Linked DNA regions of Homo sapiens: region 1 is linked to region 2. Evidence: chromatin loops called from intact Hi-C (ENCODE). Cell type or tissue: A673. All regions are shown on one strand.

What was found. Peaks named below come from ENCODE experiments on the same cell type or tissue, not always from the same donor. Only the 100,000 strongest peaks of a DNase experiment are listed, where the experiment ranks them.
Region 1: a loop joins it to region 2, with 11 times the contacts of the local background. A loop is called at or near these places in 20 of 110 quality-filtered maps.

The regions. Positions count from the first base shown.
Region 1 is chr3:125,436,094-125,441,093 of GRCh38, reverse strand. No RefSeq gene overlaps it. Among named protein-coding and RNA genes, the nearest start is that of ZNF148, 63 kb to the right of the region's middle. In A673, CTCF peaks have their summits at 2,875 and 3,086 (motif pointing right); a DNase peak (open chromatin) is centred at 3,133.
Region 2 is chr3:124,759,095-124,764,094 of GRCh38, reverse strand. ITGB5 (integrin subunit beta 5) reads left to right here. Exons shown (of 15, transcript NM_002213.5): 15 at 377-2,147. The coding sequence ends at 472. Among named protein-coding and RNA genes, the nearest start is that of MIR544B, 29 kb to the right of the region's middle. RefSeq lists enhancers at 2,519-2,813, 3,350-3,939, 3,940-4,529. In A673, a CTCF peak has its summit at 2,688 (motif pointing left); DNase peaks (open chromatin) are centred at 2,644 and 3,244; H3K27ac peaks cover 534 bases.

The DNA.
Region 1 (5,000 bases), 680 kb before region 2:
AATCTCTCTGGCTCTCACATCTCCCTGCCTGCTCAGTAGTCAGGAAGGAGAGACTGAAAGGAGGGTAAAGTGAGGCCCCACACCAGGTGAGAGGGTACCCTGAGAGTGGTTCTTGGGGAGGACACAGGAAGGCACTTAGCTAAAATGAAGGTTTGGGCTAAACACTGCATTTCACTTACTCAGAGACTTTGGACAGGTAGTGTTCCAAACCCCTCTAGAGTTCTTTCCTAGACCTGAGCTCACGTGTGTGACAGCTTGGCATGGTGAGCAGGAAGCCAGTGATAGCTGTGTTAACATTGCCTGAGCCCCAGAGAAACTATGTGTGAGCCTGGGCGGGGCAAGGGCTGGGAGTCCATGTTGCTTGAGCCAGCCTGCAGGGAGGCCCTCCAGGCTTTTTAGGAGTAGTAGAGGATGGGGAGGGGGCTTCCTTAGGAGGTGGTGGGGCCTCAGGGGTCCTGCATCCTGCCCACCTGCAGGGAGCTCCCCAATCCTGCCTGACATTGGAGCTCTGGGCAGCTCCTTTTCGGGCCCAGCTCATGTTCCTTTCTGGGGGACATGCCCTGGCTGGATGGTAACTGAAGACCCCCATCTCCTGTTAGAGATGGAAACTGACCGATAGCTTTTAGTGGGGCCCCTGCAGATGCATGTCAGGGCCCCTGCCTGGAAGCAAGAGGTGAATTCTGGGAAGGGATTTGCAGTTCCCTAAACTCACTTCTGTTTGCCTAGGGGCCCTCAGACCTGCTGTATGCCCTGCCTGAGATAGCTCAGCCTCCAGCCCCACCTCCTTTAGCTGGATAACTTATCTTCACAAACTCAGCCCAGTCATAACCTTCTCTGGGAGATCGTCCCTGAGCCTCTGACTCCCAAAACTCCCTGTACTTCCCCTTAGAATTTAGCCCCACATACTGAAATAGTTGATTTGCGTTTATGTGTGTGTGTGTGTGTGTGTGTGTGTGTGTGTGTGTAGTTAAGTTTTATAAATCTTCTATCTGTCTTTGTTGTTGTTTTAGAGACAGGGTCTTGCTCAGTCGCCCAGTCTGGAGTGCAGTGGTGTGATCTCGGCTCTCTGCAGCCTCGACCTCCCAGGCTCAAGTGATCTTCCCACCTCAGCTTCTGTAGCTAGGGCTACAGGCTCACACCACCATACCTGGTTCATTTTCTAATTTTTTGTAGAGTTGGAGGTCTCCCTATGTTGCTCAGGCTAGTATGGAACTCCTGGGCTCAAACAATCTGCCCGCCTCAGCCTCACAAAATGCTGGGATTACAGGTTTGAGCCACTGTGCCCAGACATCCCAGATGTGTTTGAAAAGAACATGTATTCTCCAGCTGTAGGGTGCAGTGTACTATGCAGGGCCCTCATATTAAGCTTCTAAATTCTATTGTTCAAATCTTTTCTTCTTTAAATTTTTTTTATTTTTTGAGACTGAGTCTCACTCTGTCACCCAGGCTGGAGTACAGTAGCACAATCTCAGCTCACTGCAACCTCCGCCTCCAGAGTTTAAGCGATTCTCTTGCCTCAGCCTCCTGAGTAGCTGGGATTATAGGTGCCTGCCACCACGACCGGCTACTTTTCATATTTTTAGTAGAGATGGGGTTTCTCCATGTTGGCCAGGCTGGTCTTGAACACCTGACCTCAGGTGATCCACCCGTCTCAGCCTCCCAAAGTGCTGGGATTATAGGCATGAGCCATCACGCCCGCCCTCTTTTTTTCTTACTGATTTTTTGTCGTTGTTGTTGTTGTTGGAGGTACTCAGGATTTTATTTTTATTTCTCACGTCTCTTCCATCTGGCTGTTTATTGGCATCCTTTAAATTTTCCTTTGTAATAAATCAGGAATAATAAGTAAGCATTCCCTGGGTTTGTGAGTCATTCTAACAAATTATTGTAATTGCCTGATAAGTGCACAGACAAAATCAATTCACTGAGACTGAGGTATTGCAGTAAACGGAGTTATTACTCAAATCAGTCTCCTGACTTTTTGTTGTTGTTGTTACTGTTGACTTGATCTATAAATTACTGGGAGAGGTGTATTAAAGTCTCCTAAAGTTGAACTTGTCCATTTCTCCTTGCAGGGTTGTCAGTTTTTGCATTATAAATTTTGAAGCTATCTTATCAGCTGCATATAGGCTTTTGTTATATCTTATCTAATTCTGCCTTTTATCAATGTGTCCTCTATTTGTAATGAGAGCCCGATTCTCACCACCCCCCTCAACTTATTTCATGTGCATTTCCCTTTGAAAAATTTAAAGGGCTGCATGGATAAACCACAATTTAACTTTTTGTCTATTATTGGACATTGTTTCTAATTTTTCATTTTTATAAACCACACTGAAGTGAGCATCTTTGTATGCAATTGTTTCTGATGATTTCCTCCTCTGGGTAGATTTCTTGTAGTGGAATTACAAGGTTAGGCTGTATGAACATTTTAAAGACTTTTCATATATGTTGTTCCTTCATGGCTGTTGATGAAATTAGAATTTTTGGTGCCTGTGTCACCCAATTGGCTCCTGTTGAGCTATCTGTTCCCAAAATCCCTCAGTGTTTTTGACTTGGTCTTTTTTTTTTTTTTTGTCCCTCACCCAATATGTGTGCACTTGGCAGACTTTATGTGTCATTTGGAACTTGCATTACTCCTCTTACAATTTAATCCGTTAGATTGGGCCCGTCCCTCCAAACCGTAAGTCTCTCCCAGCCTCTGACCAGCAGAGTGTCGGCCATGATGCAGGGGCCGTGTCTTCTGTAGCTTTGCTCCAGTCAGTTATGGAAATAGTGAGAACAGAACTCCATGGCAAACCACTGGAAACAAGCCCATGGGGATATCAAGTTCTTTTTCAATGAGGCTAATAGTTAATAGTTTATTAAACATTTACTATGCACTAGGCACTACATATATGTTAACTCATTTGATTGTTACGACAAACTCCAAAAGTAGATATTATGGTCTCTATTTTAAGATATGGGAATTGAAATTCAGGGAGAGAGGAAGTCTGTCCAACTGGTCACCCTGCTACTGGGTGAGCAGATCAGGATTCCAACCTCTCAGACTTGGGTTCTGGTCCGAAACCCAAATGGCCAGCCCTGTTCTACAGGAATCTACCACCAGGTGGCGGTAGAGCCAATGGGCCCAGGAACAACCTCTCTGAGATCTGAAATTAGCCACAAAACTGCCTTTTTTTCCTATAAAAAGTAGCGCTGACTTTTATTGACAGTAACTAAAACTAGATTATTCAATAAAATAAATATTAACCTAACAGGCACATTCCTCTGGGTAAAACGATAATAAAGTAAGCAGACCTTTGAACTTGGACCTTTCAAGCCTAGATTTCATCAATATAATTCCTCAGGGGAAAATCTCTTTTTCTAAGTCACCCACACTTGGGCAATTCTCCCTGATTTTCTGCCCATTCTTTGCTGCCTCTGCCCTCTGCACTAGCACACTCCTAGCAGTAATCAAAGCTATAGGAAGACCTTCAACTGGGAAAGCGTATCAGAATTTGAGGCAAGAAATTTAGAGAGTGGGATGTTGGTGGGCAGTGAATGGTCCCCAGGAGATTCGAATATACCCTTCTAGGGGGCATAGGTGGGCATTCCTGGTTCTGGAGAGAATCTCAGATTCACCATCTATCCAGGCACCCTTCAATCTTCCAGCCTGGGAGGAAGGACGTGCCTCTTTCTTTTCTTCAATCTCCCCATCACATTTTGAGATTTTTCTGCTCCACTTTAGAAAAAAAAAAGAAGGTTTTATTTTTTAAACTCTTCCCCTTTCCTTTTTTTTAGCGTTCCTGTCTGTACAAACACTGGTGCTTTGCTTGTCCATTTTCCACTCTTGCTGGGCAGCATCTTTTTCAAACCATTTGAACATACATTCAAATTGTTTCACCATGTTGTGGGTATTGTATTTCAATGGAATTGGAATATGAAAAGGCCTTTTTTTTTCTTTGTCTGAGACAGCATCTCGCTCTATCACCGAGGCTAGGGTGTGGTGGCAGGATCATAGCTCACTGCAGCCTCCACCTCCTGGGCTCAAGCCATCCTTCCGCCTCAGCTTCCTGAGTAGCTGGGACTACAGGCACGTGCCACCACACCTGGCTAGTTTTGTTCATTTTTTGTAGAGATGGGGTTTCACTGTATTGCCCAGGCTGGTCTCGAATTCAAGCAGTCCTCTTCCCCCGGCCTCCCAAAGCTCTGGGATAACAGATGTGGGCCACCGTGCCCAGCAATTGAAAAGGACTTTTAAAACATCCTACCATGTTTTGGTTCTGCCTGGATGGACCAGTGTTTCCCCCTAGCCCTCCCCCAGCAGTGTCCCAGGCATGAGTTGACTGCCTCCCAGTGCCCTGTCCTCACACTGAAGGGAGGGTCCCTCTGCTCCATGCACAAAGGTGAGCTCCTGACTGGCACCAGAGTTAGGGACCTCCAGGTGGGGCTGGTCCTAGAACAGTAGCCAAGACTGAGGCTCTAGGCTGCAAATCAGGGGATTCTGAAGTCACATTCAGGCCTGGTTGGACTCCTGGCTCCACCTCTTACAAGTTCCATGACTTGTCAGTTACTTACCTTTACTGAGCCTCAGATTCTTCAGGGCAAAGTGTGGATAGCACCTGCTTTGCAGAACTATTATATTAGATACAATTGGCCAGGTGTGGTGGCTTATACTTGTAATCCCAGCACTTCGGGAGGCTGAGCCAGGCGGATAACTTGAGGTCAGGAGTTCGAGACCAGCCTGGCCAACACAGTGAAACCCCATCTCTACTAAAAATACAAAAAATTAGCTGGGCGTGGTGGCGCATGCCTGTAGTCCCAGCTACTCTGGAGGCTGAGGCAGGAGAATCACTTGAATCCGGGAGGTGGAGGTTGCAGTGTGCCAAAATTGCGTCACTGCACTCTAGCCTGGGTGACAGAGCAAGACCCTACCTCAAAAAAAAAAAAAAAAAGAAAAAAGAAATGTTATATTAGATACAATAATGACAATAAATGCATGTCAAGTGTGCCTGGTAGGTATG
Region 2 (5,000 bases):
CTCAGATTCTTATGGTCCATTACAACACTCACACCTGCAGTCTGGTCACCCCAGGCAGACTGCAAATGCCCAGAGGACTGAGCGCAGTCAGTTTCTGCTGAACCTGGGCTTGGTTTCTGTTAAAGCTGGAAGGGACTTCAGAGACCTTCTGACCCAACTCCTCCTTCCAGAGGTGGATAGTGAAAGCTTAGAGAAGGCGATGGCTTTCCTGGGGAACACAGAGCTGTCCTAGAGCCCACGGCCGTCTCCTCCTGAGTGCTCTGCCTGCTGCTGTCGCAGGGGGCTGACCTGGGAAGGGATCCTAGGGCCTGCGTCTGTCGGTTTGAGTGTGTGAGCTAACATGTGTCCTCATCCTCTTCCCCGCCGTGTTCTGTAGGCTTCAAATCCATTATACAGAAAGCCTATCTCCACGCACACTGTGGACTTCACCTTCAACAAGTTCAACAAATCCTACAATGGCACTGTGGACTGATGTTTCCTTCTCCGAGGGGCTGGAGCGGGGATCTGATGAAAAGGTCAGACTGAAACGCCTTGCACGGCTGCTCGGCTTGATCACAGCTCCCTAGGTAGGCACCACAGAGAAGACCTTCTAGTGAGCCTGGGCCAGGAGCCCACAGTGCCTGTACAGGAAGGTGCCTGGCCATGTCACCTGGCTGCTAGGCCAGAGCCATGCCAGGCTGCGTCCCTCCGAGCTTGGGATAAAGCAAGGGGACCTTGGCGCTCTCAGCTTTCCCTGCCACATCCAGCTTGTTGTCCCAATGAAATACTGAGATGCTGGGCTGTCTCTCCCTTCCAGGAATGCTGGGCCCCCAGCCTGGCCAGACAAGAAGACTGTCAGGAAGGGTCGGAGTCTGTAAAACCAGCATACAGTTTGGCTTTTTTCACATTGATCATTTTTATATGAAATAAAAAGATCCTGCATTTATGGTGTAGTTCTGAGTCCTGAGACTTTTCTGCGTGATGGCTATGCCTTGCACACAGGTGTTGGTGATGGGGCTGTTGAGATGCCTGTTGAAGGTACATCGTTTGCAAATGTCAGTTTCCTCTCCTGTCCGTGTTTGTTTAGTACTTTTATAATGAAAAGAAACAAGATTGTTTGGGATTGGAAGTAAAGATTAAAACCAAAAGAATTTGTGTTTGTCTGATACTCTCTGTGTGTTTCTTTCTTTCTGAGCGGACTTAAAATGGTGCCCCCAGTGGGGATTGAAGCGGCCGTGTACTTCCTCAGGGATGGGACACAGGCTGGTCTGATACTCCAGACTGCAGCTTGTCAAGTAAGCATGAGGTGCTCGGGGCAGTGAGGGCTGTGCAAGGGGGAACACTGAGCAGATACCTTTGGCCCCTTCCAGCTTTTACTGACAGAGAGTTCCAGGCTAGACACCATAAAAACCACCCCTTGTTCTGAGGGGCTGAGGCTGGAAATAGATTGTACAGACAAGCAAGGGTTGAGTGGTGGTTCCCACACGAAGTCATCTCTTAATCATCATTAGCAATAGCAGTTCCCTTCCAAGGCCTCCCCTCACTCCCGAAACACTTACGTCCCATGCAGGCCCAATGCAAAAAAACACATTTGAGCTTTTTTCCCGCAGGGCCATGAAGTCCCCTTAAGTTCCCATATCTAAGATGGTTGACTGACCCTCTCCCCTTATGTACAGAAGAGGAAACTGATTCTCAGAGAGGGGAAGTGGCTTGCCCGAGTGTTTGTTAGGAGGTTACTGAATGACAAACTGTTCCTAAGACCCCATCTCATGCTGGCCAGAGGGCCAGCCTCCTCATTCCTGCTTGCTCTTAGAAAATCTTTCACTGATCATTTTTTGTCACTGGAATAACTTCAAGGTTATTATGCTTTCATTCCAAATGGATCTGTCCTCAGCTCTGGACCCAATTCCCCTTACTTCATTTTGGCAAACACTAAGTCAAATAGTGAAATGCCTGTCACTACATAGAACCTATTACCTGGGGCAAATACGAACAGATTGAGTTTCCTTCATCTTGTGTAAATATGATGAAACAGAGACCTGGTAACTTGGTGACACTGTTAAACCCTTTTTGGGATAAAGCCAAATGTAAATGAAAACATTAAACAGATAAATTGTGGTGTTGAGACTTTTCTGAATTGAGAAAAATAAATGTAATTTTGGAAGAAACTTTGGGTTTCTCTCATGTTTAATTTTGGGTTTCCTGGAGACAAATCATTAACTGGCTCAGAATCTCATTTTCTCTAAGGGCACGACATTCTTTTTTTTTTTTTTTAAGAGAGGATCTCACTGGGTCACTCAGGCTGGAGTGCAGAGGTGCAATCTCAGTTCTCTGCAGCCTCAATCTCCTGGTCTCCCGTGATCCTCCCAACTCAGCCTCCTAAGTAGCTGGGACTACAGGTGTGCACCATCACACCCAGATAATACTTTATTTTTTGCAGAGACAAGGTCTCACTATGTTGCCCAGGCTGGTTGGTCTACAACTCCCAAGCTCAAGCGATCCTCCCACCTTGGCCTCCCAAAGTGTTAGGATTACATACGTCAGCCACCGCGCCTGGCCTGGGCACAACATTCTTGAGCCACAGATAGCAAAGGAGGATTTGTTCTAGTTCCACTTGACGTGGAAAGTGAGGGTGTTTTCGTCTGACGCCGAGGGATGTTACGGAACCAGTGCTCACGGTGCCTTGCTGCCCCCTGCTGGAAGCTCTTGGCATGAGCTGTTTGGAGATCTGACTCCCGAGATTCCGACCCAATGTATAATTTTAAAGGTTATCCAGCGAGCTGCAAGTGACCACAAAGATAATCTATTCCAAACGCTTCATTTCACAACCCACCCCCAGATGGGTCATTTTGTAATTTTAAGATATTTTTATCAAAATGGGCCTTTGGCCGAGCATGGTGTCTCACGCCTGTAATCTCAACACTTTGGGAGACCAAGGTGGGAGGATTGCCAAAGCCCAGGAGTTCGAGACCAGCCTGGGCAACACAATGAGACCCTGGCTCTACAAAAAAGAAAAAAAAAAAACCAGGGAATTCTCATTCAGCTTGATTGACTAGTACTTTATTAAACTAACCAATCGCTACCTCTTCCAGGGAAGAAATGTGATTTTTAAATTTGTTTAATTAGGATCAAAGCTTGAGGTGATTATCATGAAACTCTTGGGATGAATTTCAGGTAAGAGCAAACAGATGGGGAAAAACGGGCAGGGAGGACAGAAGGTCCTTCTCTGCTGGAGTATGCCCTTTAGCTCCTCCCTCTCCCTGGAGGACATCCAATACCATGGTTCCTACTTGCTTCTGAGGACATCCTTGTATACTCAGCTGTTATGGAATGGATTGTGTCCCTGCAAAAATGCATTTGTTGTAAGCCCTAAAGCCCCAAAGTGATAGCATTTGGAGATGATGGAGCCTTTAAAGAATGAATTGCGATTAAATGAGGTCATAGGGTGGCACCCTAACTCAATGCAGCTGGTGTCTTTATAAGACCAGGTAGAGACCCCAGGGCTGCAGAGAGGAAAAGCTGTGTGAAGACACAGTGAGAAGGTGGCTGCCTGCAAGCCAACAGGAGAGGCCTTAGGGGAAACCATTTTTGCTGACACTTGATCAACTTCCACAGCCTCCAAAACTATGAGAAAGTTAGTTGTTGAAACCACCCAGTCTGTGATATTTTGTTACGGCAGCCTGAGCAGACTAATACAGCTAGTAACAAGCTTTGAGACTGGCAGAGAGGAGGCGGGGAGAAGTAAAAGACGCAAAGGCAGTGACAGTGACAGTGCTGGGATGAGGCTCCGGAAGAGGTGTTGCGCCTGTGGGGTGTGAGGTGCCTGAGGAAGCTGGGGGTTTGTCCAGTGGGCACTGGAAATGCAGACAGGGCATGGCATGTGAACATGCCTGGAGCTGGGTCACTGCCTGCATGGAGGCTGTGAGCACTCAGACAGCTGTGGCCTGGCTGCGACTCAGCGTTGGGGCTCCGAGGTCCTGGCTGCGACTCAGCGTTGGGGCTCCTCTGGAGGTCCCCCAGCTGAGAAGGCCTAGTTAGGTCTCTCCCACCCGGCATCCTGTTCTCCCCCAGCTCTGGGGCTCCAGACTTCATAGTCAGGACCCAGCTCCTACTCAGGCCTTCAGACCCTCCAGGGGTGCAAACATAAGAGCTGGAGGGAGAAGAATAGGAGAGACAGCTGTGAGGGGGCTGCGCCTGAGGAACAGTTCTTCTCAGCCCCCAGAGGCCCTGCCTGCTCAGTTGCTGCTTTGGGAGGGACCCATGGGAAGGAGGGAAAGACAGTCGCTGCCTGGCCAGCCCCCCATCTGCGAGAGCCACCTCCAAGACGGGTTGGGTGATGTGTCAGTGAGAAGGCCTTCATATCCAATTTCTTTCTCTTGGATGTGAATGTCAGGAAGTCCATCTCTCCCCATGACTGATGCTTCCTTCTGTCATACAATGGGGCCTGTATAATAGGTTTGGTATCTTGATGGTTAGGAAGCTGGGAACTGAATGCATTTAGTGGACCAGAGACTGTTCATAACATGGGGACAAGAGAAAAAGAGGCTCGGGTTCTTAGTGCCACCCCTTTTCCTCTCAACCCAACCCCACTGCCCCCTCCATTAACAACCCCCATCCTCTTCCTACCTTCCCCCTCCACACGTCCTGATCCTTCTGATAGATACCCAGCTGCATAACGTCTTCACTTTAAGATGCCTCGAATTCTTGGTGGAAAAAGGCAAGCTCTAAACAGCAAGGGGCAACCCATCAGGGGCAGCCACCTCACTGACCTGCTACAGTAGGAGTTCCTGACCCTTTTGGGTCATGGGCTGCTTTGACATTCTGGTGAATGCTACAGACACCCTTGTTAGAACAATGCCTATAAATGTGTAACAAAGAAGATGCTAAAAAGTCCAATCCTATTTCTCAGGGTTATCATCTCAGTTTGATTTCAAAAACACCCTCCCTGGAAGACACATCATTGAAAGCTTCATTGGTCCCACCCACATAGAATATCAGATCCCTGTGACTGAAAGCAAACT